Regions from separate parts of the Mus musculus genome. Here region 2 is linked to region 1. Evidence: chromatin loops called from intact Hi-C (ENCODE). Cell type or tissue: heart. All regions are shown on one strand. Each heading gives the region's core, and the rest is flanking DNA. Links, peaks and the distances in the headings are about the cores only. Region 1 has its middle 290 kb from the start of Gm25833. Region 2 has its middle 300 kb from the start of Gm24911.

The links. Hi-C counts contacts between places; a loop is a spot of excess contacts. Peaks named below come from ENCODE experiments on the same cell type or tissue, not always from the same donor. Only the 100,000 strongest peaks of a DNase experiment are listed, where the experiment ranks them.
Region 2: it touches region 1 in a loop (14-fold over the local background); 2 of 42 quality-filtered maps call a loop at or near these places.

Annotation. Positions count from the first base shown.
Region 1 is chr6:68,231,835-68,247,502 of GRCm38, reverse strand. It overlaps Igk. Among named protein-coding and RNA genes, the nearest start is that of Gm25833, 290 kb to the left of the region's middle. In heart, for the core only: no CTCF peak of the experiment used is centred there; no DNase peak of the experiment used is centred there.
Region 2 is chr6:68,092,325-68,107,992 of GRCm38, reverse strand. It overlaps Igk, the pseudogene Gm5309 and the pseudogene Igkv11-118. Among named protein-coding and RNA genes, the nearest start is that of Gm24911, 300 kb to the right of the region's middle. In heart, for the core only: no CTCF peak of the experiment used is centred there; no DNase peak of the experiment used is centred there.

The sequences.
Region 1 (15,668 bases), core at 7,485-9,984:
CTCCATTTTGCCAGAGGCATGCTGTGGGGGTATATTCAGTCTTTAATATACATAGAGACCAAGGCCGTGATAAATCTAGCCTCTTTACCCGAGCGGTAGATAGTCTTTCATTTACCAATTGAAGAGCTTTGCATGCCTCAGGAGTAAGTTTTCTTATTGAGATAGGATTAGAGTCTCCGTTAAGGATTTCAAAGAGAGGTTTTAACTCTCCCGTAGTTAATTTTAAGAAAGGACGTATCCAATTAATATTTCCTAGCAGCTTTTGGAAATCATTTAAGGTTCTTAATTTATCTGTCCTAATCTGTAATTTTTGATAAGACACCACATCACCCTGTATATGAGTTCCCAAATATTTGAGATTATCATATTTTTGAATCTTCTCTGTGGATACTACAAGGCCATGTTTGTTAAGGGCCTGTATCATGGAAGTAAGTATTTCATCAACAATGGATCTTGATGGGTGTGCCAAAAGAATGTCATCCATGTAATGCACAATATATGAGTCTTGATATTTATCCCTTACAGTCAATATAGCTTTATCTACAAATTTTTGACATAAAGTAGGGCTATTTTTCATACCCTGGGGCAAAACTTTCCACTGGAATCTTTGATAGGGTCTCTTAAAATTAGGGGAGGGCACACTAAAAGCAAATCTTTTACAATCTTCAGGATGCAGTTTTATATTAAAGAAGCAATCTTGTAGATCTATTATGATTATTTCCCATCCTTTAGGGACTGCTACAGGGGACGGCAAGCCTGGTTGTAATGCTCCCATATCGTGCATTGTGGCATTAACTGCACGTAGGTCTTGCAACAGCCTCCATTTTCCTGACTTCTTTTTAATGACAAAAACAGGCGTATTCCAAGGGCTATTGCTCTCTTCTAAGTGGCCCAGTTGTAATTGTTCTGTCACTAACTGTTGTAAAGCCTGTAACTTTTCTTGTCTAAGGGGCCATTGATTAAGCCATACAGGCTGGTCTGATTTCCAAGATATTTGGTCTGCAAAGAGATTGCTCTCAATGGCCCCTATCATAAATCCTGTGAATCATCTGGTGAGTCAGTCATTAACCTGACCTTTATCTCTTTCATAATGTCTCTTCCCCACAAGGTAAAGGGCAGTGTAGGGATCACAAAGGGATGTATAATCCCTGATTTATCCTCATGTTGCCAGCGGAGTGGCTGACTACTACGTGCCACCCCACAGGCCATGCCTAAACCTTGGAGAGAATTTTCAGTTTGGTGAATAGGCCAATTAGCTGGCCAGTCCTTACCTGCTATGCAAGTTTTATCTGCCCCGGTATCTAAGAGACCGAGGAATCTTCTTCCATTCAAGTAAATATGAAGCATGGGTCTAGAATCACTTATTTCCTGCACCCAATGTACATGACTTGTTGATCCGAAGCCTTCTGAGCCTCGTTCTTCCTTGATTATAGGATTGGGCAATTTTAAATATGGCAGCAACAGTAGTTGTGCTATTCTTTCTCCTTTGTGAATGATGACCGCATTTTTTGCGGCCTTAACCATAACCTTGATTTCTCCTTGGAAATCGGAGTCAATGACCCCTGGTAAAACCTCAAGTCCCTTTTTATAATTGGAACTCCTACCTATTATCAATCCAGTGGTCCCTTCAGGGAGGGTACCTTTCACTAAGGTGGGTACTAGCGATATTCCATCTTCTAGAGAGAGGATCAAATCCTTCTGGGACGACAGGTCTAAACCTGCACTTCCAGGGGTGGCTCGAGGCAAATCATGTATTGTGAAAGGTGGGGCTTCAGGATTTAATCCTGAGTCCTTAATTTTATCCCCCTTTTGAGTGGGGCTAGGGGACTGCCCCTTTACAAGTTTTTTGAATTTTCAGCATTAGTTTCCAAGGGAGGAAGTGGATTCCCATCTTTGTCAAATTTAGATTTACATTCACTCTTCCAGTGGTAGCCTTTCTTACATCTGGGACAAAGCCCAGGAGGGGCTCTTTTGGAGCCCTTCTCCTCCTTACAGTCTTTTTTGATATGTCCTGTCTTACCACAGGAAAAACAAACTGGCCCTTCTGCTCCTTGACCTCCTTTTCCCCCACCATATGTTTGCTTTACAAAAGTAGAATACTTTTGTCCTCTCATGGCTGCTGCATATGCCATACCCTGAACAACTGCGGGAGAAGCGTCAAGGCAAGCACGAATATAATCCTGTATAGTTCCTGTTTTGCGTATTGGACGGATGAGATCCTGACACAATGAATTTGCATTTTCCCACGCCAATTGTTTGATCAATATATCTGATCCCTCTCCTCTTGGCATCATTCTATAAACAGCTTCCTCAAGTCTTGAAATGAAGGTTTCATAAGATTCTTCATTTCCCTGTTTTAACCCTGCTAATACAGTCTTCTTGACTCCAGGAGGCGGAATTGCTCTCCATGCTAACACAGCATTTGTGGTGACATCTTTTAAGACATCCTTAGATAATTTGATCTGAGAAGAAGGGGACAGAAACTGACCAGTTCCCAGTAACATGTCAAGGGAGACCTTGCCCTTTCGCTTGCCTGCGGCTTTTTGTACTGTTTCTTTACTTTTCTCTTCATATTCAGTCCTCCATAAAACATAATCCCCAGGGGATAAGGTAGCTCTGGCTGTTTGGTGCCAATCACTCGGGGTAAGCCATTGACTAGCTACCATGTCTACCACCTGTAAGGTGTATGGAGCAGATGGTCCCATGGTCTTAACTGCCAATTGCAATTCCTTTAAGGTTTTTAATGGCAACGGTTCCCAAACAGGCGTATCATCATCATCACTTTCTCCCATAAAAACTACAGGAAACGTAAAAGTCAAATCTCCCTTTTCCCTGGCCTCTGCCATCGCCCCTGCAAAACCCACCGGAGGCAGGGGTTTTCTTCTGAGTGCCTGAGGTTTTTTCTTAACCACCTTCCTTTTTACTGGAAGGATTAGCTCATCATCATCATGATAATGTGCCGCTTGTTCCTCTAAATCATCCCAATCCTCAGGGGACAGGTCATCATCGTTCCAATCTGTGGCTAAAAAGGCCTTTTGATCCTTCTCTTTTCTCTTACCCTCACTAATTTCTTTTCTTTGTACTACCTTCTTTACTTTTCTAACATGGTCCTTTTCCTCATGTTTATCTGCCTTCTCCTTTTCTTCATATGGTTCATCATAAATATGTTCAGACAGCTTGTTTACCTCTGTATCTATTTCTGCATATGCTGTTCCCCTGGTCCCATAAGTTTTTTCTTGTGAACTTGTCGATAGTAGTCCGGTTAAACCTTCCTCTAATTCTTCTTCGGTAACAGATTTGGCTTCTGCGGATAGCAAAACCAAGTCTGATTGCTCTGTCAGTATCTCTCTCAACTGAAGCCAAATGGGGTAAGCCTGTTTTGGTATGCTATCTGTCCCATGTTCCGCTGCGTACCTCTTCATTTCTCTTCCTACCCTCTTCCAATCTTGTGAATTTAATCCTCCTTCTTCGGGAAACCAAGGAGAAACCTTTATTAGAAACTGATAAAATTCTATTGCACTACTCTCTTTCACATGGAGACCCCTCTCTGAGAGGAGCCTTTGTAAAACAGAAACAAAGAGTTTCTGCCCTTTTGAGCCCGAGACCCCCATATCCAATGGCTCACCATAACCTACCTCTTCTCCGTAGGCGGGACTGCAGCTCCCTATGGTGAGTCCGTTCCGCTCTTGTGATGATAGCCAGACAAGAAAGAGACAATACAAGACGAACACCAAATAGTAGAAATAGAGACAAGGGTCACTTATCCGAGGGTCCCTGTTCGGGCGCCAGCTGCCGCAGTCGGCTGACCTGAGGGTCACCGGGGTCTGCGGGGGGACCCTCTGGAAAGTGAAGGATAAGTGACGAGCGGAGACGGGATGGCGAACAGACACAAACACACGAGAGGTGAATGTTAGGACTGTTGCAAGTTTACTCAAAAAATCAGCACTCTTTTATATCATGGTTTACATAAGCATTTACATAAGACTTGGATAAGTTCCAAAAGAACATAGGAGAATAGAACACTCAGAGCTTAGATCAAAACATTTGATACCAAACCAAGTCAGGAAACCACTTGTCTCACATCCTTGTTTTAAGAACAGTTTGTGACCCTGAACTTACTTAAACCTTGGGAACCGCAAGGTTGGGCTCATAAAGGTTATCCATTATAGCTCATGCCAAAAGTATCTGCAGAAATGTGTTCTAATTGTCTAGCCACTGCCCCCTCCTTGGTATAATGAAAAATCTTTCCCCAAACGTTCATTCCAGTTCCTAGATAAATATAATCATGTACCTGTTGTTTTATGTCGTCTTTTTCTTCCTGAGTTAACACACACCAAGGAGGTCTAGCTCTGGCGAGTCTTTCACGAAAGGGGAGGGATCTGTACAACACTTTATAGCCGTTGACTGTGACCCACCTATCAAAATTTAAATCGTATCTTCCTGTATATGGTAGCGGGGCGTCTGTTGGTCTGTAGATGTAAGGTCCCCTATAAGTCCCTGGTTGCCACCACCTGTCTCCTATTTTGACAAGCGTACTCCTCTTTCCCCTTTTTACTTCTAGGCCTGAGGCCCTTAGTCCTTGCACCTGTTCTTCAACTGAGGTTGAGCGTCTCTTTCTATTTTCTATTCCCATTTCTAACCTTTGAATTTGAGTAAATATAGTGCTAAAAGACAAAGATTCATTTCTTAACATCATGATTAATAATCGACCTATTGGATTGGTCTTATTGGTAAAAATATAATTTTTAGCAAGCATTCTTATTTCTATTTCTGAAGGACAAAGTCGGTGTGGCTTGTAAGAGGAAGTTGGCTGTGGTCCTTGCCCCAGGAGGAAGGTCGAGTTCTCCGAATTGTTTAGATTGTAATCTTGCACAGAAGAGTTATTAAAAGAATCAAGGGTGAGAGCCCTGCGAGCACGAACCGCAACTTCCCCCAATAGCCCCAGGCAAAGCAGAGCTATGCCAAGTTTGCAGCAGAGAATGAGTATGTCTTTGTCTGATGGGCTCATCCGCGTGCACGCAGACGGGTCGTCCTTGGTGGGAAACAACCCCTTGGCTGCTTCTCTCCTAAGTGTAGGACACTCTCGGGAGTTCAACCATTTCTGCTGCAGGCGCGGCAGTACAAGAAGCATATAGAACACAAAATAAATGGGACCAGAAAAGATAATCTTCTTGTCACATAATTATCAAAACAATAAATGCACAGAGTAAAGAAAGAATATTAAAAGCTACAAGCAAAAAAGGCCAAGTAACATACAAAGGTAAACATATAAGAATTACATCAGACTTCTCAACAGAGTCTATGAAGGCCAGAAAAGCCTAGTCAGAGGTCATACAGACTCTAAGAGAACACAAATGCCAGGCTAGGCTATTTTACCCAGAAAAACTCTCAATCAACATAGATGGAGAAAACAAAATATTCCAGGACAAAACTAAATTCAAGCAGTATATGTCTTCTAACATAACACTACAGAGAAACCTGGAATGAAAACTCTAACACAAGGAAGACACCTGCACCAAAGATAGGACAAGATATTAAGCATCTCACAACACAGTCAAAGGGAGAGAGTCACAAGCACACAAAACTAACTAGAAAAACAAATATATCAGGAACCAAAAGTCATTTCTCTTTAATATCTCTCAATATTAATGGACTCAATTCACCTATAAAAAGACATAAGCTAACAGACTGGATTTGCAAACAAGATCCAGCATTTTGCTGAATACAAGAAACACACCTCAACAACAAAGACAGGAACTATCTCAGAGTAAAAGAATGGAAAAATGTCTTCCAGGCAAATGGTCCCAGGAAACGAGCAGGACTTGACATCCTAATATGCAATAAAGTAGACATGCAAACAAAAGTTCTCAAGCATGATGAAGAAGAACATTTCATATTCATCAAGGGGAAAATCTATCAAGAGAAAGTCTCTATTTTGAACATTTATGCCCCAAATGCAAGAGCACCCAAATTCACCCAAAAGAGGAAAAGAAACTTTACTAAAACTCAAAACACACATTGAACCCCACAAAATAATCGTGGGAGATTTCAATACCCCACTCTCAACATTGGAGAGGTCATTGAAATAGAAACTAAACAGAGACACAGTGAAATTAAGAGAGGTAATATACCAAATGAATTTAAAAGATATCTCTAGAGCATTACACCCTAAAAGAAAATACACCTTCTTCTCAGAACCTCATGATACCTTCTCCAAAATCAACCATATAATTGGTCATAAAACAACCGTGAACAGATTCAAGAAGACTGAAATAATACCATGTATCTCATCAGATCACCGTGGCCTAAGACTGTTCTTCAATAGCAGCCAAAAATACAGAAACCCCACATACACATGGAAACTGAACAACTATTTACTCAGTAATAACTTGGTCAAGAAAGAAAGAAAGAAATTAAAGGCTTCCTGGAATTTAATGAAAATGTTGACACATCATACCCAAACTTATGGGACAAAAGTGAAAGCATTGCTAAGATGTATGTTCATAGCAAAAATATGCCCTGGTGGAGAGATCTTACACTAACAACTTAAAAGCACAACTGAGAGCTCTAGAACAAAAAGAAATAAACTCACCTAAGAGGAGTAGAAGCCAGGAAATAATCAAACTCAGGGCTGAAATAAATCAAATAGAAACAAAGAAAACTATACAAAGAATCAGCAAAACCAAAAGCTGGTTCTTTGAAAGAATCAACAAGATAGATAAACGCCAGCCAAACTAACTAAAGGGCAAAGAAACAGTATCCAAATTAATAATATCAGAAATGAAAACGGAGACATAGCAACTGAAAAGGAGGAAATTCAAAAAATCATTAGATCCTAATATAAACGCATATTCTCAACAAAACAGGAAAATCTAGTTGAAATGGATGGTTTTCTAGACAGATGGCAAATACCAAACTTAAATCAAGAGCACGTAAACTGTCTAAGCAGGCCTCTATCATGCAAGGATATAGAAGAAGTCATTAAAAAACTCCCAACCAAATACAAAAACAAAAGCCCAGGGCCAGATGGATTTAATGCAGAATTCTACCAGACCTGTAAAGAACACTTGATACCAATTTTCCTCAAACTACTTTATAAAATAGAAACAGAAGAAATACTACCTATGCCATTATATGAAGCCATAATGGCTCTGATATCTAAACCACTTAAGAACCAAACCAAAAAAGAGAACTTCAGAACAATCTTGCTTATGAATATTGATACAAAAATACACAATAAATTTTTACAAACCAAATCCAAGAAAACATCAAAACCATCATTCACTACTATCTAGTAGGCTTCATCCCAGTGATGCAAGGTTGGATTAATTTACAAAAATCCATTAATGTAATCCACTATATTAAAAAAATCAAAGAAAAATCACATGATCATCTCCATAGATGCAGGAAAAAGCAGTTGACAAAATTCAACATTCCTTCATGTTAAAATTATTGAAGAGGTCAGGATTTCAAGGCCCATACTTAAACATAATAATATCAATTGTGATGAATTGTATATTCTTGGACAAGGAAGTGGCACCATTTGGAGGTGTGGCCTTGTTGTAATAGGTGTGACCTGGTTGGAGTAGATGTGTCACTGTGGGTATGGGCTTAAGATCCTCACCCTAGTTACCTGGAAGTCAGTCTTCCACTTGCAGCCTTTGGATAAAGATGCAGAACTCTCAGCTTTGCCTTCGCCATGCCTGCCTGGATGCTGCCATACTCCCACCTTGCTGATAATGGACTGGATCTCTGAACCTGTAAGCTTGCCCCAATTAAATGTTGTTTCTTTTATAAGACTTGCCTTAGTCATTGTGTCTGTTCACAGCAGTAAAACCCTAACTAACACATCAATTTACTGCAAATAAACAGCCAATATCAACTTAAATGGAGACATACACGAAGCAATCCCACTGAAATAAGTAACAAAGCAAGGATTCCTACTCTCCCCATATCTATACCATATAGTACTGTAGTGTTACCTAGAACAATAAGACAACAAAAAGAGATCAAGGGTATAGAAATTGGTAAAGAAGTAAAAAGATATCACTCTTTGCACTTATAGATATGATAGTATACATAAGTGACCCCAAAAATTCTACTAGAGAACTTCTCCAGCTGAAGAACAACTTCAGCAAAGAGGCCAGATATAAAATTAACTCAAATAAATCAATAGACTTCCTTTATCCAAAAGATAAACAGGTTAAGAAAGAAACTAGGGAAACAATTCCCTTCACAATAGCCACAAATAGTATAAAATATCTTGGGGCAACTCTAAAAAACTGAAAGACCTGTATGACAGAAACTTCAAGTCTCTCAAGAGTAATTGAAGAACATCTCAGAAAATGGAGAGATCTCCCATGCTCATGGATAGGCAGAATTACCATAGCAAAAATGGTCATCCTACCAAAGACAATCTACAAATTTCTTATCAAAATTCCAACACAATTCTTCAAAGACACGGAAACAGTGATTCTCAAATTCATCTGGAAAGGAAAAAAAAATAGCGAAAACAATTCTGAACAATAAAGAACAGCTGGGAGAATCACCATTACTGACCTGAAGCTTTACTGCAGATTGATAGAGATAAAAACTTCATGGTATTGGTATAGAGACAGACATGTTGATCAATGGAATATAATTGAAGACCCAGAAATAAAACCACACACTTACAGTTGAAACTTGATTTTGACCAAGACACCAAAAATATACAATGGAAAAAAGAAAGCATTTTCAATAAATGGTGCTGGTCAAACTGGCTGGCTGTATGCAGAAGAATGAAAATAGACCCATATTTTCACCTTGTACAAAGCTTAAGTCCAAGTAGATCAAGGTCCTCAACATAAAACTAAATATCATGCATGTCCTTTTGGGTCTGAGTTTCCTCACTCCAAAAATATAGAAAAAAGAAAGCATCTTCAATAAATGGTCTAACTGGCTGTCTGTATGTAGAAGAATGAAAATAGACCCACATTTGTCACCTTGCACAAAGCTCAAGTCCAAGTGGACTGAAAACCTAAACAGAACGATGATAGCTCATGCTCTAAGATCAAGAATTGGTAAAGTTTCCCTCATGAAACTGGAAAGCTTCTGTAAGGCAAAGGACATAGTAAGGCAAATTGGCAGCCTACAGATTGGGAAAAAATATTAACTACATCTTTGTAATATTTTGAATATTAGCCCACATCTGATAGAGGACTAATATTCAAAATATATAAAGAACTCAAGAAGCTAATCCCCCCCCCTAAAAAAAACAAATAACTCAATCAAAAAATGGGGTATAGAACTAAACTGAGAAATCACAACTGAGGAATCTGGAATGGCTGAGAAGCACCTAAAGAAATGTTCAAAGTCCTTAGTGATCAGAGAAATGCAAATCAAAACGACCCTGAGATTCCATCTTATATCAATCAGAGTGACTAAGATCAAAAGTTCAAGTGACAAAACATGTTGGAGAGGATGTGGAGAAAGAGGAACACTGCTCCATTGCTGATGGGATTGTAAACTGGTACCACCACTATGGAAATAAATCTAGAGGTTCCTCATAAAATTGCAAATAGACCTACATGATGACACACCTATACCACTCTTGGGAATATACTGAAAAGATGCCACACCATGCCACAGGGGCAAATGTTTCATTATGTTCATAGAGCCTTATGTGTGATAGCCAGAAACTGGAATCAACCTAGATGTCCTACTACAGAAAAAATGGATACAGAATTGTGGTTCATTTACACAGTGGAATACTGTTCTGCTATTAAGAACGAGGGCATCCTGAGTTTTGCAGGCGAATGGACAGAACTAGAAAATATCATCCTGATTGAGGTAACTCAGACGGAAAAGGACATGCATGGGATGTACTCATTAATAAGTAGATATTAGCCAATTAATAATAATAATAATAATAATAATAATAATAATACAGAACACAGAACATACAGTGAGCAGAACTGGGACAGCACAACAAGTTGAGTTGCCCAAATGAGGATGCCTAAGTCTAACTTGGGAGAGAGAAGAAATCAGCCATATGTGGTAGGGAGGGAGGGACCTGTTAGGAAAAGTGAACAGGTAGTGGGGATTAGAGGGTAAAGGGGAAACTGATCTGGTATTGGGTAAGGAAATAGACTGAAGCCCTGAGGACCAGCAGAAAGAAAGTAAACAGGCACCATCAGGAATTAGGTGGTTGGGGGCACCTCCCCCCCCCCCCCCCAGAATGCACTAGAGACCTTGGAGGTGAGAGACTCCCAAGACTCATAATCCTTAGATGAAATTCCTGACAGTAGGGAAGACAGGACATCAAGTGAGGGATGGGTTTGCCAACCACCAGTCACACCTCTGACCCATAATTATTCCTGTCAGAAAGTATTACAGGGATGGAAATGGAGAGCAGCCTGAGGAAAAGAAGTTCTAGCAACAGACCCAAAGTGGGATCCAGCTCAAGGGGCAGTCCTAAGTCCTGACACTATTACTGAGGCTAAGGAGCACTCACAAAAATGGATCATGACTGCCCTCCAAAAGACCCAATAAGTCATTGAAAGAGTCAGATGCAGATATTTGCCCCCAAGCAATAGAAAGAAGCATCTCACCCTGTTGTTGAATTAGGGAAGGCTGAAAGAAGAAGAGGAGAATGATGACCCTGTAGGAGGACCAGCAGTCTTAACTATCTGAACCCCCAAGATCTTTTAAGCATTGGGCCACCAAACAGCATACACCATCTGATATGAGGTCCCTAAACACACATACAGTAGGGGACTGCCTTGTCTGTGTTCCTTCAGAGATGATGCTTCAAACCCTCAATTGACTGGGGGCACCAGGGTGCTTAGATGCCAGGTGGGGTGGGGGCATCCATATGAAGACAACGTGGGGTAGCGAGGAGATTTGGGATGTGGAGCAGTCGGAGGGTGGATGGGGACAGGGAATGAAATATGGAGTATAAAAATGAATTAAAATTTAAAAAAAATTAAAAAGAAGAGATGATTGTGCCGACAAGATATAGTTTTTTTTTTCTATTTAACTTTACCTTCCATTAGATATGGATAAATTATATCACTGTCTTTTAACAAAAAAAGTATTTTGTAATTGAATGTATAAATAAATAAAAATATTTTACTGATTTTAAGGATTTTTTTTTATCACTATAGCCTCTTTAAAACCAAAAAAAAAAAAAACGGAGATGAGAGGGTGCGCCAGAAAACCCGACAGCTTCTGGGTCAGGCGGAAGCACAGAGCCACTGAGGCAGCACCCTTTGCAGGCCATAGACAGCCGGCCACCTTCCGAACTGGAGGACAGGTGTCCGCCTGGCTTGGGAGGCGGCCTCAGCCTCAGGAGCAGCGGTCGCCGTCTTGGTTCCCGGAATCCAAGGAACTTAGGAATTTAGTCTGCATAGGTGAGAGTTTGCACCACAGAAGGTGACAGCTTCTGAGAACTGCCAAAGCAACACAGCTTCTGAGAAAGGTCCTGTTTTGGGCCTTCTTCTTCGGCCAGGAGGAGGTCCAAATACAAGATATCTGCTCACCTTCACTGTAAGAGAGCTTGCCAGCAGAGAGTGCTCTGAGCACTGAAACTCAGAGGAGAGAATCTGTCTCCCAGGTCTGCTGATAGACAGTAACAGAATCACAAGAAGAACAATCTCTAAACAGAGTCAACTATAACTACTAACTCCAGAGATTACCAGATGGCGAAAGGTAAACGTAGGAATCTTACTAACAGGAACCAAGACCACTCACCATCATCAGAACCCAGCACTCCCACTTCGCCCAGTCCAGGGCACCCCAACACACCCGAAAACCTAGACCTAGATTTAAAAGCATATCTCATGATGATGGTAGAGGACATCAAGAAGGACTTTAATAAATCACTTAAAGAAATACAGGAGAACACTGCTAAAGAGTTACAAGTCCTTAAAGAAAAACAGGAAAACACAATCAAACAGGTAGAAGTCCTTACAGAAAAAGAGGAAAAAACATACAAACAGGTGATGGAAATGAACAAAACCATACTAGACCTAAAAAGGGAAGTAGACACAATAAAGAAAACTCAAAGCGAGGCAACACTGGAGATAGAAACTCTAGGAAAGAAATCTGGAACCATAGATTTGAGCATCAGCAACAGAATACAAGAGATGGAAGAGAGAATCTCAGGTGCAGAAGATTCCATAGAGAACATCGGCACAACAATCAAAGAAAATGAAAAATGCAAAAAGATCCTAACTCAAAATATCCAGGAAATCCAGGACACAATAAGAAGACCAAACCTACGGATAATAGGAGTGGATGAGAATGAAGATTTTTCAACTCAAAGGTCCAGCAAACATCTTCAACAAAATTATTGAAGAAAACTTCCCAAATCTAAAGAATGAGATGCCTATGAACATACAAGAAGCCTACAGAACTCCAAATAGACTGGACCAGAAAAGAAATTCCTCCCGACACATAATAGTCAGAACAACAAATGCACTAAATAAAGATAGAATACTAAAAGCAGTAAGGGAAAAAGGTCAAGTAACATATAAAGGCAAGCCTATCAGAATTACACCAGATTTTTCACCAGAGACTATGAAAGCCAGAAGAGCCTGCACAGATGTTATACAGACACTAAGAGAACACAAATTGCAGCCCAGGCTACTATACCCAGCCAAACTCTCAATTACCATAGATGGAGAAACCAAAGTATTCCACAACAAAACCAAATTCACACATTATCTCTCCACGAATCCAGCCCTTCAAAGGATAATAACAGAAAAAAAAACAATACAAGAACGAGAACAACACCCTAGAAAAAACAAGAAGGTAATCCCTCAACAAACCTAAAAGAAGACAGCCACAAGAACAGAATGCCAACTTTAACAACAAAAATAACAGGAAGCAACAATTACTTTTCCTTAATATCTCTTAACATCAATGGTCTCAACTCCCCAATAAAAAGACATAGACTAACAAACTGGCTACACAAACAAGACCCAACATTTTGCTGCTTACAGGAAACTTATCTCAGAGAAAAAGATAGACACTACCTCAGAATGAAAGGCTGGAAAACAATTTTCCAAGCAAATGGTATGAAGAAACAAGCTGGAGTAGCCATCCTAATATCTGATACGATTGACTTCCAACCCAAAGTCATCAAAAAAGACAAGGAGGAACACTTCATTCTCATCAAAGGTAAAATCCTCCAAGAGGAACTCTCAATTCTGAATATCTATGCTCCAAATACAAGGGCAGCCACATTCACTAAAGAAATTTTAGTAAAGCGCAAAGCACACATTGCACCTCACACAATAATAGTGGGAGACCTCAACACACCACTTTCATCAATGGACAGATCATGGAAACAGAAACTAAACAGGGACACACTGAAACTAACAGAAGTGATGAAACAAATGGATCTGACAGATATCTACAGAACATTTTATCCTAAAACAAAAGGATATACCTTCTTCTCAGCACCTCATGGTACCTTCTCCAAAATTGACCACATAATAGGTCACAAATCAGGCCTCAACAGATTCAAAAATATTGAAATTGTCCCATGTATCCTATGAGATCACCATGCACTAAGGCTGATCTTCAATAACAAAATAAATAACAGAAAGCCAACATTTACGTGGAAACTGAACAACACTCTTCTCAATGATACCTTGGTCAAGGAAGGAATAAAGAAAGAAATTAAAGACTTTTTAGAGTTTAATGAAAATGAAGCCACAACGTACCCAAAACTTTGGGACACAATGAAAGCATTTCTAAGAGGGAAACTCATACTCTGAGTGCCTCCAAGAAAAAACGGGAGAGAGCACATACTAGCAGCTTGACAACACATCTAAAAGCTCTAGAAAAAAAGGAAGCAAATTCACCCAAGAGGAGTAGACGGCAGGAAATAATCAAACTCAGGGGTGAAATCAACCAAGTGGAAACAAGAAGAACTATTCAAAGAATTAACCAAACAAGGAGTTGGTTCTTTGAGAAAATCAACAAGATAGATAAACCCTTAGCTAGACTCACTAGAGGGCACAGGGACAAAATCCTAATTAACAAAAGCAGAACTGAAAAGGGAGACATAACAACAGATCCTGAAGAAATCCAAAACACTATCAGATCCTTCTATAAAAGGCTATACTCAACAAAACTGGAAAACCTGGATGAAATGGACAAATTTCTGGACAGATACCAGGTACCAAAGTTGAATCAGGATGAAGTTGACCTTCTAAACAGTCCCATATCCCCTAAAAAAATAGAAGCAGTTATTAATAGTCTCCCAGCCAAAAAAAGCCTAGGACCAGACGGGTTTAGTGCAGAGTTCTATCAAACCTTCAAAGATCTAATTCCAGTTCTGCACAAACTTTTTCACAAGATAGAAGTAGAAGGTACTCTACCCAACTCATTTTATGAAGCCACTATCACTCTGATACCTACACCACAGAAAGATCCAACAAAGATAGAGAACTTCAGACCAATTTTTCTGATGAACATCGATGCAAAAATCCTTAATAAAATTCTCGCTAACTGAATCCAAGAACACATTAAAGCAATCATCCATCCTGACCAAGTAGGTTTTATTCCAGGGGTGCAGGGATGGTTTAATATACGAAAATCCATCAATGTAATCCATTATATAAACAAACTCAAAGACAAAAACCACATGATCATCTCGTTAGATGCAGAAAAAGCATTTGACAAGATCCAACACCCATTCATGATAAAAGTTTTGGAAAGATCAGGAATTCAAGGCCAATACCTAAACATGATAAAAGCAATCTACAGCGAACCAGTAGCCAACATCAAAGTAAATGGAGAGAAGCTGGAAGCAATCCCACTAAAATCAGGGACTAGACAAGGCTGCCCATTTTCTCCCTACCTTTTCAACATAGTTCTTGAAGTATTAGCCAGAGCAATTCGACAACAAAAGGAGATCAAGGGGATACAAATTGGAAAAGAGCAAGTCAAAATATCACTTTTTGCAGATGATATGATTGTATATATAAGTGACCCTAAAAATTCCACCTGAGAACTCCTAAACCTTATAAACAGCTTCGGTGAAGTAGCTGGATATAAAATTAACTCAAACAAGTCAATGGCCTTTCTCTACACAAAGAATAAACAGGCTGAGAAAGAAATTAGGGAAACAACACCCATCTCAATAGTCACAAATAATATAAAATATCTCGGCGTGACTGTAACTAAGAAAGTGAAAGATCTGTATGATAAAATCTTCAAGTCCCTGAAGAAAGAAATTAAAGAAGATCTCCGGAGATGGAAAGATCTCCCATGCTCATGGATTGGCAGGATCAACATTGTAAAAATGGCTATCTTGCCAAAAGCAATCTACAGATTCAATGCAATCCCCATCAAAATTCCAACTCAAATCTTCAACGAATTAGAAGGAACAATTTGCAAATTCATCTGGAATAACAAAAAACCGAGGATAGCAAAAACTCTTCTCAAGGATAAAAGAAACTCTGGTGGAATCACCGTGCCTGACCTAAAGCTTTACTACAGAGCAATTGTGATCAAAACTGCATGGTACTGGTATAGAGACAGACAAGTGGACCAATGGAATAGAATTGAAGACCCAGAAATGAACCCACACACCTTTGGTCACTTGATCTTCGACAAGAAAGCCAAAACCATCCAGTGGAAGAAAGACAGCATTTTCAACAATTGGTGCTGGCACA
Region 2 (15,668 bases), core at 5,578-8,077, 140 kb after region 1:
TATTTTATCAATAAAATGATGTGGAATTTGCACAAGAAGAAGCTGATTGTTGAATTAAATGTTTATAATGGTGGAATTCATAACACTTATTGAGGAGGATATTTTGTGTGAATCTAGTCTGTACTACATATAGAGATGGTGTCTCAAAAAGGAAAGAAAGAACAAAGGCAGAACATGAGCTTCCAACTAACAATGGAACATGGTAACGATTCTCATTTCTAAAAGAACATAAAAAAAGAAAAAAAAAAAAAAAAAAAAACCCAAGTACCGAGTGAATGAAAAGAAGACCATAACCTAACAATGTAATGATTAAATCATGTGTCACCATATCTAAAGTGCAGAACACTAGGGGTTTAACATAAAATCACACAAACTTGTACAGTAATAAACCTATGACTTTTGTCCTCTATTGCTATGTGGCAAAAACGTCTTACTGTTACGAAATGTCTATGAAGCTCAGGCAAACATCACATCCACTGATAAAACTTAGCACACTTGATGCCTCATATCACACAAGAGACAAAAATGTCTACTTTTTTTCATTTGTGTATAATAAATAACTCAGCTACAGAAAATGTAGTAAATTACATAATGAAAGTCATAAAATAAAGCAAAATTTACAAAGAAAGACATTTCAACATTAATATTTAGAAGTGTCAACAAATCTACATACACCAAGTATAACAGAATAGCCCTTGTATTTTAAAGGGTGTACAAATGAATAGAGAATATAAATATTTTCATAGTGTGAATCATTCTTTTTCATTTTGGCCTTTCAAGACAGAGTTTTTCTGTGTAGACCTGACTGTACTGGAACTCACTCTGTAGACCAGGCTGGCCTGGAATTGACAGAGATCTGCTTCACACCAGTGAGTGTTTTTCCTCCATAATTTTAAGTATGTTGCATGATGGCTGGTGCACTCAGAAGCCAGTAGAAGGTAGTGATCTCCTGGACCTGAAGTTCTAGATAGCTGTGGGTCACCAGGTAGTTGCTGACAATCAATCCAAGGTACTCTCCATGAAAAACAATGGCTTTTAATCACTGGTCATTCTTTCCAGCTATATGAACCATTTTTAAATCTATATTTTCTCCAACTGGTACATATACTCAATGTAATGAAATTCATGTTTCTGAAGGAACTTCTAAAGTGGAAAATATCATTCTAGAATTTATGTAGAATGTCAAAGGACAGCATAACTAAGAAAATCCAAAGCCTGTAAATGTGGTATACATTCTGACTTGAATTTTTTCATTTGTAATAAGTCTCTATGTCCTCTACATGGACAGGTTGATGTATATATGAATGATATCATTAAAAGATAAGAAATAGATCTTACATACAACATCTAAAAACATGAGAAAAGAATAGATCACACATATGTTGACGTTTTGTTTCTCAACTATGCTCTAAAATATCAACTCTTTATTTTTACTTCTTAAAGCATAATAAAGACAACCTTTTAATCTATATGACTTCATATACACAAATCTATATTACATTTCACATGGTGGGATTAAAAATCATACACATGTGGTTCAATATTGTTTGATTCTTAAATATGGTTCAGTGGACACAGGAGCCAAAAACATTCTTTGTGAAATGCTACAGAGAGATGAAAGCTGTTATTTCACTTCCACTGCTGGAATTTCATGACACAGTAGAGGATCATGGTAGATTGCCTTCTCGTTCTCTGACATCTGCACTGTAGCTTTTTCTGAGAAAACCAGCAATCTTTCGACTGTTTGATTCTCTTAGAAATGATTTTTTCTTTATTTAAGGAATGTGTTCTAGGATCATCCACTGTAGCTTTTCTTATTCTGTCTGACTCCCAACTAGTGCTACAACTCAGAATTCTCACAGGGAATTGTAGTGTACTCACCTAATGCAGAAAGAGACTGGTACTCTATACTGCTAGAAATGAAATGGAAGGAAGAGTACAGTAAGGACTGGGTAGCCTCTTCTATCAAAACCAATGACTCTCCATGAGCTTTCAACCAATACTGGGCATCTGAGAAAGTATTTCACAAGTCCATGAGAATGAGAAGCTGGTTTATCCTGGTCTCTCACTTCTGCTTCCTCACAGGCTTATGTTATGACTTGTATCACTCTGGGAGGAGACTTATAATACTGTAGAAGTAATAAGTTACCATATCTTCATCTCCTAGGCTGCTGATGGTAAGAGTGAAATCTGTCCCATATCCACTGCCACTGAACCTTGATGTGACTTCATTATCCAAGTTGCTTGCACCATAGATTAGGAGATTAGGAGCTTTCCCTGGTACTTGCTAAAACCAGTTTAAATCAATGCTAATGCCCTGACTTGCCTGGCAAGTCATGGTGACTATGTCTCCCATAGATGCAGACAGGGAGGATGGAGACTGGGTCATTTGGACATCACATCTGCCACCTAGAAGTGAAGACATACTAAGTACCCTCATAGTTAAGCATTATAAGAGAGGACATGCCCCAATGCCCGTCAAAATTAATCACTGTGTAACAGTGAAATTCACATTTTAGTCCTTTTTTACCTAGAAAACAGAGCAACAGCAGCCCAAGGAAATGAGCAGGGGTCCTCATGTTTGTTCTCAGTCCTGATTGCATTGACAGCTGCACAGAGTGTAACTGTCATATAAGTCCCCACCATTGTGCAGTGCGTGCATGCAAATCACTGCAAACTATTTAGTGCTGGGCACAGCTGCAAGGCTTGCTCATCTCAGCACTTAGTAGAAGCCCTGTGTCCACAAATGTCCACAAATGTGAGACCACATATAGGTCTCCAGGGAATGAATTCCTTTTTAAAGCTTTTAAAGTGGCATTTGGAGGTTATTTAAAAATTTATAATATACCTAAAGTCTGATTTTAATTACATATTTCAAAGATATATGAGGACATATAAAGGAATATTTTGCTATCAGGTAATATACAACAGAGAAGTAACTATAAATCTTTAACTCAGTGAAATAATTCATATTGGTTTAAAAATTGTGTATTTAAAAATGTTTGTGAGTTTAAAATATTCATTTCTTTTAAACAATAGAATATATTTCCTAATCATGACTACTTTTAATTAATTAAAAAGAAAGACTTAACAGCCTTAACTATGCTTATTTACGTATCAAAGTAGGATATATAGTAGGTGAATATATAAGACCTCAGTCACAACAACATGTATCACTTAGAGTTCTGAATTCATATTATTCCTGAGACTAATTACTGTTTAGCTTTGGCAAACTTTAGATACCGTAAAAAGCATTCTTACTTACCCACTACTCTTTCTGACCTGATGTTCTTGTGACTAGCAGGGAAGGGGTTTCATTAACAAACAGTAGGCTACCTTAATCACACGATGAAGTAAGAATGTTTTTAGAGTGTGTCTAAAGACTACAGCAATGACTTCCCCACCTAAATTTAATATTCTTGTTATTGTTTCAACTGATGAATTGAAAAATGGTTCAGTTCATGAATTTCTTTGTTCTATTATTAGAAAATGTTCATCAAACTATTAGCAAGTAAAAAATTGGATTAGGTATAAAATAAATGTGTGTTCCCAGGTCAAAGTTATTCATACTTGGCTACAGAGGAAAAGATCAGTTATAGAATTTTCATGTGTGAGTTTTGTTTTTGTAATGACAACTGGGACTCTTCATAGCGGTTAAGCATAATCTCATATATTCCTTGAGATTTGAGGGCTATTTTTGTTTTATTTTGTTGTGTTTCATTTTGTTTTATTTTGGTTGTTCTATAGTTGCAACATTACCACAGTGGTGAAGCTCATATGCTAACAGAAATGAAAGTAAGAAAGCTAAGGAGGGTTGCAGACCCCTTTAGCTCTTTGGGTACTTTTTCTAGTTCCTTCATTAGGGGCCCTGTGTCCTAACTATGAACTAACCAGTACCCCCCCCCCCCAGAGCTGTGTCTCTAGCTGCATATGTAGGAGAGGATGGCCTAGTCGGCTATCAATGGGAGGAGAGGCCCTTGGTATTGCAAAGATCATATGCCCCAGTACAGGGGAATGCCAGGGCCAGGAAACAGGAGTGGGTGAGTTGAGGAGCATGGGATGGGGAGGATATAGGGGGCTTTGGGAATAGCATTTGAAATGTAAATGAAGAAAATATGTAATAAAAATTATAAAAAACTAAAAAAGAAAGCTAAGGAGAACTTTTTTTTTTTTTTTAGCGCAGCCTCCAGCCGCCGCTGTAGCCGCGCCGCTGGTGTCTTGAGCCACTGCCTGCACAGTTCCAGCTGCCCATCTCAGTGTCCGAGCCTCCTGGAACGATATTTGGAATTCTTACAAGATGGCAGACATTGACAACAAAGAACAGTCTGAACTTGATCAAGATTTGGAAGATGTTGAAAAAGAAAAAGAAGGAGGAGGAGAAGAAGAAGAAAGAAGAAGAAAGAAGAAGAAGAAAGAAGAAGAAGAAGAAGAAGAAGAAGAAGAAGAAGAAGAAGAAGAAGAAGAAGAAGAAGAAGAAGAAGAAGAAGAAGGAGGAGGAGGAGGAGGAGGAGGAGGAGAAGGAGGAGGAGAAAGAAGGAGAAGGAGAATCTGGTGAAGAAACAAAAATCAAAGCATGTCAGCTAACTGCTCAGATGATGCAAAATCCTCAGATTCTTGCAGCAGTTTAGGAAGGACTTGATGGTCTAGTAGACACACCAACAGGATACATTGAAAGCTTGCCTAAGGTAGTCAAAAGATGAGTGAATGCTCTCAAGAATTTTCAAGTTAAATGGGCACAGATAGAAGCCAAATTCTAGGAGGAAGTTCATGATCTCAAGAGAAAGTATGATGTTCTCTATCAGTCTTTACTTGATAAGCGATTTGAGATCATTAATACAATCTATGAACCTACAGAAGAAGAATATGAGTGGAAACCAGATAAGGAGAATGAAGTTTCGGAGGAGATGAAAGAAAAGGGCAAGATTGAAGATGAGATGAAGGATGAAGAAAAAGAAGACCCTAAAGGAATTCTTGAATTTTGGTTGACAGTTTTTAAGAATGTTGATTTGGTCAGTAATATGGTTCAGGAACATGATGAACCTATTCTGAAGCACTTGAAAGATATTAAAGTGAAGTCTGTGGATGCTGGCCAGCCTATGAGTTTTATCTTAGAATTTCACTTTGAACCCAATGAATATTTCACAAATGAAGCATTAACAAAGACTTACAGGATGAGGTCAGAACCAGATGATTCTGATCTCTTCAAGAAGACAGGCAGAACTGGAGACTAAAGGGTTATGAGGAACAGCCTCATGTGAGTAGCTGGTGATGACATCTAGGACCATGATGAAGTATTGGCCTGTGCTGCCACCAGGGGGCCATGACTGGGTCCACAGCCCTGTAGCAGCAGGTGTCTGTTACTACCAAATCCAGGCAAACATCCATGGTCTAAGCTGCTACCCTGAGATATGCTGATGTCCAAGGGCTGGGCAGAACTTGTTCCATCACTCATCTAGTCATGGTGGGATACATGAGAGCAGGAGAGTTGATGCTGACCCTAGCCAAGTACTCAGAAGAGCCTGGGCCCACACATTGCAGGAGATTTGGGTGTGCTGGCACAGAGTATACAAACAACCTATGAGAACTTGCACTAGCACATGTCACTACCATGCATGGGACCTCCTCTTCACTGCTCTCCACCTATGGCAGGCAGGAGACTGACCCTGGAGTCATAAGAGCAGGAGAATTGGCTATAGCCCTTACCAGCTGCATCACTCAGAACAGAGGGCCCTGCATCCTGCCTGGGCAGCACAATAGAGCTGACCCTAGTTGCAGGGGCAGACAAGCTGAACCTAAGGACCTTATTGTAGGAAAGCTGACCCTGCCACTTCTCTGCCATTTGGTGACATGGGCAAGGAAAGATGCTGACCCCTGCCACCCATTATCTTGCAACATACAGCAGACAGGACGTTTGACCACAAGGTCAACAGAGTGGAAGCGATAGCTCTACCCTTCAAATGCTTTGGCACTCAAGAGTGCAGGCCCTTCATCTTACCTGGGCAGCACAGTAGAGATATCCCTGAATATGAGGGTTGCAAGTGAGCTAACCCCAATGTCATGAGCACAGTAGAGCTGAGCCTACCTCAGGTCTGTTAGTCAGTAGCTCAGAAAATATTTCATATTCCTACCCTGCTTCATCCTTCACCATCTATGACAGACAAGACAACTTGCCCTGGGGACATTAGAGTGGGAAAACTGTCTTTGTCCATCAACAGCTGCATCACCGAGGAGAGTAGACCCTGTACCTCAACTAGGTACAAGGTTTAGCTGGCCCTGTTTGCGGTGGTTGCTGGCAAGCCTACTTCAGTGACTTGAGGGTGGAAAGGCTGGAGGCCTGACTAGCTCAGATACCTCTCAGGCCTCATTCCAGGGATTTGAACTGGCCTACTACAACATGACTAATTCACTGACTTGCTCCATTACTGACATGATTTAGTACCTGAAGGGGTCAGTCCTAGAAATCTGAAAGTGCAGGGTCTTCATGACACAGGGAAACAAAAAGATCCAATAGGAGCCCCAGTAATGTTGCTATATGTAGCCTGGTACCAGGCCAATGAGTCATTCCAATAAAAATTTGGATGCAAAGAAGTATGGACAAAAGTGTCTGCTGTCTGATCCAGTTCGACAAGACAAGATTTTTTTCTCTGTTGGAGGCTTAGTTTAAACTGGTTGAAGTATCAGTATGAATGGAGGGTGAGATGAATGTAATTGGATTATATGATGTGAAATCCACAAGAAAACATAAAAGTGTTAAAAATAAATAAATAAAACTTAGCTTAACAATAAAAAGAGACTGGGTATACTGGAGATGAACAGACAGCTAGGTAGAAGAATGAGATATTATGAACAAACAGGAAATAGATCTTACCTATACATGATTTCTAAAAACACAAGGGAATAGAGTATAGATCTCTGTTGTTGTGTTGGTATTTTGTTTTGTTTATAAAACTTTGCTCTGTGCTATCAATTTTGCATTGATAGCACTTCTGGAAACATCTTTAACAACCATTTATTCTCTATGTTTTCATCTGCCCCAGATCTACTGCCATTGAATCTTGATGGGATCCCATCTTCCAAGTTGGTTGCATGGTATATCAGGCTTTTTGGAGCTTTCCCTGGTTTCTGCTATAACTAGATTAAATTATAATTAATGCCCTAACATGCCCTGCAAGTGATGGTGACTCTGTCTCCCAGAGATGCAGACAGGGAGGGTAAAGACTGGGTAGTCTGTATGTCACATTTGACACCTAGAGGTGAAAAGGTAAGAAGTATCCACATAGTTTTGCATGATAAGGAAGGGCATGTCTGAAATTTAAGTTGATACTAATCACAGTGTAACAGTAAAAGTCTCATTTTAGTTAGTTTTTACCTGGAAACCAGAGCAATAGGAGCCCAAGGAACTGAACAGGGGTACTCATGCCCATACTGCAATGACAATGCACAGGATGTAACTGGTATATGAAGAAGTCCCCAAGGCAGTGCAGTGAGGGCATGCAAATCACTGGGAACCAGTTAGTGTTGGGCACAGCTACTTCTATCACCACTTAACACAATCCTAGGGACTTCAGATGCCCAAGGTCAGGCTACATATATGCCTCCAGAGTATGCATTTCTATTCAATGACTTAAAATTGTAGATATCATTACTACATGATAACACACTACTATGTTTGTGAGCTCTATTTTGAATGATATATTTCAAAGATATACTTGGGTAAAATAGAATATCCTGCTGTCAGAGCACTATTAGGTCTTTAACTCATTCAAACAGTTCTGATTGATTAAAAAACAATATGTGTTCTCCTTGTAAATTGCTTGTTAGTTTGGAGTAGACATTTTGTAAAATTAAAATGATAATATATTGGTAACATTATTAATGAAGTAAAAATAATATTTTACAGCTTTAACACTGCTAACTTCAGTTTAAAAAAAGAGAAAAAGCACAGTAGGTACACATTTAACACCCTGATCCCCAAAACCTGAGTCACTTGAAGTTCTGACTGTCCGAAGATGGAGGTTCTTTCAATAAGGACAGACTAAAAGGATACACTGTTATTCAGTTTGAGATCTTCCATATTTTGCTCTTTTCTGCCACTTGTTACTGTTTCTTACAATCTCAGCCTAAAGATTTGGCTAGTAATAAAACTTAAATATTATAACACAAAACACTGCTACTCAATATGTGACTTTGCTGTGTATTACAAATGATACTTGCCCATTATCATTACTGAGCAGTAACAGGAGAAATTATCCTGATTCAGGCAGCAGTCTCACTATCTTCATGTGGGTCAAAGTCTCCAGTCAAAATATGACCCAGAAATGATTGTGCATCTTTATAACACAGATATTGGAATACAAAAGATCACACATGCCTGTCTTTATCCTGACTATCCAGCCTTAAATATCATCAAGAGAATCATGATCTATTCAGTCTTCGGGACTTTTGTCCTGTAGTGAGGGAATGCTTGGGGTCTTTTAAAGCATAAATATGAAAGGCAAAGGTGTTGTAGCATGAGCCTGAACTTGCTGATTTTCCAGGGGTCTGGACATGAGTGATGGCTGTGTACTAACATCTAGTATGAAGTAGCTTCTTCAATATACAGAGCACTCTCCCCATCAGAAGCACCACAGGCAGCTTTTTGGTAGATTAATAGTAATTTTGCTTTCTCTGCCTTTTCCCTGAACTCTCTTTCTTTTTTTTTCTTTTCCATTTTGTATTAGGTATTTAGCTCATTTACATTTCCAATGCTATACCAAAAGTCCCCCATAGCCACCCACCCCCACTCCCCTACCCACCCACTCCCCCTTTTTGGCCCTGGCGTTCCCCTGTACTGGGGCATATAAAGTTTGCATGTCCAATGGGCCTCTCTTTGACTTAAGTTTTTGGATACCCTGATGAGAAGTATTCTATCCCCATTTTTACCCACTTCACAGGAGCACGGCATAGGAGGGAAGATTCTTCCTCATTATCTCAGTAATGATCCAGTAGCATAGGCTGAAACTTGGCCTTTTAAACCTCCTTTTCTAAATGTTCCCCATTTATACTCATGCAAGAATGTCTGGGCTGGATTTAAATGTGCAGGTTATGATCCCACAGATTACTGTAGACAGAATTGCTACACACATAATGAGGATGTAGTTTACTGTTCATCCTCAGAGACTGGCTTTTTTCAGTGTCAGCAGACTAAATGCCATTGTCAGTGATCTATCACCAGCCATTTTGATTTAATAGGAAATTGAAAGTGTACAACTCACAGACCATAGGAAATTAAAGAAGAAGGAAGACTACACCAAAGTGTGGATGCTATAATTATACTCAGAAGAAGGAAGAAAATAATCTCAGGAAGTAGAGGGAAAGATGGATCTAAGAGAGAGAGAAGGTGGGAAGAAAAGAGGGGTCAGTTCAGATACAGGAGGAGATCTGGGAGAAGTTCAGAAGGTCAGGAATTTGAAAGGAGGTGTGTAGCAGTGAGGGAAGGGGAATTGTGTGTAGCCACTAAAAAGTCCCAGATGCCAGGGACTCAAGAGGTTTCCAAGACCCAATAGGGAGATTAGCTGAAATACCCAACAAAGTGGAGAGAGGACCTGTAGAGACTATCTCCAGTTTCCAAGGTTTGAATATGCTTGTCCTAGGGAGTGGTACTATGTGGAAGTGTGGCCTTGTTGGATAGGTGTGTCACTGTGGGTGTGGGATTTAAGACTTTCACCTTAGCTGCCTGGAAATCAATCTTCCACTATCAGCCTTTAGATGAAGATGATGAATTCTCAGATAATTCTGCACTACGGCTGCCTGGATGCTGCTCTGTTCCTACCCTGATGATAATGGACTGAACCTCTGAACCTGCAAACCAGGCCTAATTAATTGTTGTTTTTCATTAGACTTGCCTTGGCCACAGGTGTCTGTTCACAGCAGTTAAACCCTGACTAATACACTAGTGGATAGGCACAGTCCCCTGTTGAGGGATGGGAGCACCTACCTCAAAAATATTAATCCAGAATTCCTTCTGTCAAAAGGAAACACAGGGATAAAGAGTGGAGCAGAATCTGAAGGAAAGGCCATCCAGGGACTTCTCCACCTAGGGATCCATCCCATCTACACTCACCAAAACTAGACACTATTATTGCTCATGTCAAGAAATGTTTGCTGACAGAAGCCTGGTATAGCTATCCCCTGAGAAGCTCTGCAAGGGCCTGACCAATACAGAAGTGGATGCGTGCAGCCTAACATCAGACTAAGCTCAGGGACCCCAATGGAGAAGTTAGAGCAAGGACTGAAGGAGCTGAAGAGGTTTGCGAACCCATAGAAAGGACAAGAATATCAACCAACCAGGCCCCCATATTCCCAGGGACAAAACAACCAACCAAAAAGTACACATATGGATGCCCATGGTTCCATATGAATATGTAGTAAAGGACTGGTTTAACTGCCATCAATGGGAGGGGACCCCCTTGGTCTGGTGGTGGCTTGATGACCCAGCATAGGAGAATGCTGGGGTGCTGAGCGGGGGTGTTGGCGGGCAAGTAGGGAAGCACCTTCATAGAGGCATAGGGAGGGCTGAGGAGAGAGGGAGTTTGTGGATAGGAATTGGGAAGGGGGATAACATTTGAAATGTAAATAAATAAAATAGCCAATTAAAAAAAGAATAAAAAGAAAATGAAAGTGTACGAATTTTCTAATATTTAACTACATAATAAGCTTCCTCCTCTAGTTTACTTAAAAAAAATCTCTGTTCTACTCTGAAATCATGTGATTTCTGTGTGGGAACTTTGTACTAAATTACTATGATAAAAGCTAATTAACAGCATTTTATTACATTAATTAATGTAATTAAATAGCATGATTAATTCTCAGTACATGCAAATTCTGAAAGAGTGGTTTACTTAAAAATGTAAACAGTTTGAACCTTCCCATCTGTTGTGAACTGAATACTTTTAACAAATTCAGTCATCTGACAGTAAGTTAAAATCCAGACTAATCTCCTAGTAATTTATTGTGATTTCCCTTTCAGCAGGAATATCAGTTTACATTTCTCAATAAAACTTTGTTATATCCCATCTAAAACATATGTCTCTTTTATGTTCTGGAAATATTCTGAAAAATATATACTTGAACTGAATGATGCTGACAGAAAAAAAAAAAAGGTCATAGAAGCCCTGAAATTGGCAAAATAGATTTCATTGTTAGCAGAACTAGCTTCACTGATTTAGAAAAACAGAGGTGCACATTGCTCTGGCCACTCCTTGAAACCGTGTGTCTGCCAATGTTCTGACTGTTCCTTGAACCCAGGTGTGTGCCCACTGCTGCACCTCACTGCCAGGTGTTTGTGATATTGGTTGCTGGGATAGAGTCGGAAAATCTCCCCAGCAGGGAGACTCCTCTACCCCTGCGTGGGATAAGAGTCATCCCCAGAGCTCTGGCTTTATCCAAATAAAGCCTCATGTGGTTTGCATCAAGTTTGGTTTCTCATGAGTTCTTGGGAGTCCGCTATTATCCCGAGGCTTGAGTGAGGGTCTCCTCTCGGGGTCTTTCAGAACAACATAAATTTCAGAGGGAAGCATGTCAGATAAAGGATTATATGTGTTGCCCTCTTGGAACCCCTGCAGACTGCAAACCTATGAATTACTAGGATACCAGACTTATTTGGAAAACAAATATGTTGTACACATCTGGGGGTGGGTTGTGGTGGGACTGAGAGAAATGCTTTCTCTTTCATCTTTAAGTTTCACACTTTAAGCTGGGAGTGGTGGCACACGCCTTCAATCCCAGCACCCCGGAGGCAGGGGCAGGTGGATTTCTGAGTTCGAGGTCAGCCTGGTCTACAAAGTGAGTTCCAGGACAGCCAGGGCTATACAGAGAAACCCTGTCTAGAAAACCCACACACACACACACACACACACACACACACACACACACACACACAAGTTTCACACTTTACTTATTTATTAATTTAATGTATATGAGTGTTCTATCTGCATGTATACCTACATGCCAGAGAGGGAATCAGATCACACTATAGATGGTTATGAGTCACCATGAGGTTGCTGGAGATTGAACTCAGGACCTCTAGAAGAGAAAACAATACTCTTATCTGCTAAGCCATTTCTCCAGCCCCTAAAGTATCAGATTTGGATAACATTGGAGAGATATGAATCAAATAAGAAGCAAATGACATAAACTCACAAAGAGTATTTATCTTTTACAGAGGACCTGAAGTTCTGTCTTCTTCATCTATGTTATATTTGGTAGAACTTATGTGTGCACATAGATTCTGGCAGGTTCCAGGCAGAAGGAACCTACTGGTGAATGCCTTTGGCTCAATTTTCAAAATAGCATGAGCATCCTTCACTGAGTGGACAAATGCCAAGCCCCCTGAGCCTTTCCGAATTTTTTTTATGAATGTCTATTGTATAAACCTTTCAAGGTTCTTAAGCTTATATTGCATATTCTGATGCTGAACTTTTCTTAAGTACATGGCCATTTTTGAATGACTGTTTCCTCTTAAATTTCACTCAAATATGTTATAGAAATATAATTAACCTCAGTTGCTCATGTATACTCTCCTGGATAATTTAAAATTTGTGATTGGTTTTCATTGTAGTCTGACACTATTTCCCATAACCATCACGTCACCCTATTTATCTGGAATCTGACCTAAGGCATCTCTTCTAATTCTGCATCTTCATTTGTACCAGTTAATATAATGTTCAAATCCAAACAATCAATCTTATGATTCTTTCCCAGAGATAAATATCAGTTTCAGTAGTGTTTCATAGCGTAATTCCAAGGATTTCCATATATTAAACCATCCCTGCATCCCTGGAATAAAACCTACTTGGTCAGGATGGATGATTGCTTTAATGTGTTCTTGGATTCAGTTAGCGGGAATTTTATTGAGGATGTTTGCATCCATATTCATAAGGGAAATTGGTCTGAAGTTCTCTATCTTTGTTGGATCTTTCTGTGGTTTAGGTATTAGAGTAATTGTGGCTTCATAGAATGAGTTGGGTAGAGTTCCTTCTACTTCTATTTTGTGGAATAGTTTGTGCAGAACTGGAATTAGGTCTTCTTTGAAGGTCTGATAGAACTCTGCACTAAACCCTTCTGGTCCTGGACTTTTTTTGGCTGGGAGACTATTAATGACTGCTTCTATTTCTTTAGGGGATATGGGACTGTTTAGATAGTTAACTTGATCCTGATTTAACTTTGGTACCTGGTATCTATCTAGAAACTTGTCCATTTCGTCCAGGTTTTCCAGTTTTGTTGAAGGATCTGATGGTGTTTTGGATTTCTTCAGGATCTATTGTTATGTCTCCCTTTTCATTTCTGATTTTGTTAATTAGGATGTTGTCCCTGTGCTCTCTCATAAATCTAGCTAAGGGTTTATCTATCTTGTTGATTTTCTCAAAGAACCAACTCCTCGTTTGGTTATTTCTTTGAATAGTTCTTGTTTCCACTTGGTTGATTTCAACCCTGAGTTTGATTATTTCCTGCCGTCTACTCCTCTTGGGTGAATTTTCTTCCTTTTTTTCTTGAGCTTTTAGATGTGTTGTCAAGCTGCTAGTGTGTGCTCTCTCCAGTTTCTTTTTGGAGGCACTCAGAGCTATGAGTTTCCCTCTTAGAAATGCTTTCATTGTGTCCCATAGGTTTGGGTATGTTGTGGCTTCATTTTCATTAAACTCTAAAAAGTCTTTAATTTCTTTCTTTATTCCTTCCTTGACCAAGGTATCATTGAGGAGAGTATTGTTCAGTTTCCACATGAATGTTGGCTTTCCGTTATTTATGTTGATATTGAAGATCATCCTTAGTCCATGGTGGTCTGATAGGATGCATGGGACAATTTCAATATTTTTGTATCTGTTGAGGCCTGTTTTGTGACCAATTATATGGTCAATTTTGGAGAAGATCCCATGAGGTGCCGAGAAGAAGGTATATCCTTTTGTTTTAGGATAAAATGTTCTGTAGATATCTGTCAGATCCATTTGTTTCATAACTTCTGTTAGTTTCACTGTGTCCCTATTTAGTTTCTGTTTCCACGATATATCCATTGATGAAAGTGGTGTATTGAAGTCTCCCACTATTATTGTGTGAGGTGCAATGTGTGCTTTGAGCTTTACTAAAGTGTCTGTAATGAATGTGGCTGCCCTTGCATTTGGAGCATAGATATTCAGAATTGAAACTTCCTCTTGGAGGATTTTACATTTGATGAGTATGAAGTGTCCCTCCTTGTCTTTTTTGATAACTTTGGGTTGGAAGTTGATTTTATTCAATATAAGAATGGCTACTCCAGCTTGTTTCTTCATACCATTTTCTTGGAAAAATTTTTTCCAGCCTTTCACTCTGAAGTAGTGTCTGTCTTTTTCCCTGAGATGGGTTTCCTGTAAGCAGCAGAATGTTGGGTTCTGTTTGTGTAGCCAGTCTGTTAGTCTATGTCTTTTTATTGGGGAATTGAGTTCATTGATATTAAGAGATATTAAGGAAAAGTAATTGTTGCTTCCTTTTATTTTTGTTGTTAGATTTGGCATTCTGTTCTTGTGGCAGTCTTCTTTACGGTTTGTTGAGGGATTACTTTCTTGCTTTTTCTAGGGCATGATTTCTGTCCTTGTATTGTTTTTGTTTTTTTCTGTTATTTTTCTTTGAAGGGCTGGATTCGTGGAAAGATAATGTGTGAATTTGGTTTTGTCGTGGAATACTTTGGTTTCTCCATCTATGGTAATTGAAAGTTTGGCCGGGTATAGTAGCCTGGGCTGGCATTTGTGTTCTCTTAGTGTCTGTATAACATCTGTTCAGGCTCTTCTGGCTTTCATAGTCTCTGGTGAAAAGTCTGGTGTAATTCTGATAGGCCTGCCTTTATATGTTACTTGACCTTTCTCCCTTACTGCTTTTAATATTCTCTCTTTAGTGCATTTGTTGTTCTGATTATTATGTGTCAGGAGAATTTCCTTTCTGGTCCAGTCTATTTGGTGTTCTGTAGGCTTCTTGTATGATCATGGGCATCTCTTTCTTTAGATTTGGGAAGTTTTCTTCTATTATTTTGTTGAAGATATTTGTTGGCCCTTTAAGTTGAAATTCGTCATTCCCATCAACTCCTATTATCTGTAGGTTTGGTCTTCTCATTGTGTCCTGTATTTCCTGGATATTTTGAGTTAGGATCCTTTTGCATTTTGTATTTTCTTTGATTGTTGTGTCAATGTTCTCTATGGAATCTTCTGCACCTGAGATTCTCTCTTCCATCTCTTGTGTTCTGTTGCTGATGCTCAAATCTATGGTTCCAGGTTCTTTCCTAGGGTTTCTATCTCCACCGTTGCCTCACTTTGGGTTTTCTTTATTGTGTCTACTTCCCTTTTTAGGTCTAGTATGGTTTTGGTCATTTCCATCACCTGTTTGGATGTGTTTTCCTGCTTTTCTTTAAGGATTTCTACCTGTTTGGTTGTGTTTTCCTGCTTTTCTTTAAGGACTTGTAACTCTTTAGCAGTACTCTCCTGTATTTCTTTAAGTGAGTTATTAAAGTCCTTCTTGATGTCCTCTACCATCATCATGAGATATGCTTTTAAATCTGGGTCTAGATTTTCGGTTGTGTTGGGGTGCCCAAGACTAGGTAGGGTGGGAGTGCTGCGTTCTGATGATGGTGAGTGGTCTTGATTTCTGTTAGTAGGATTCTTACATTTGCT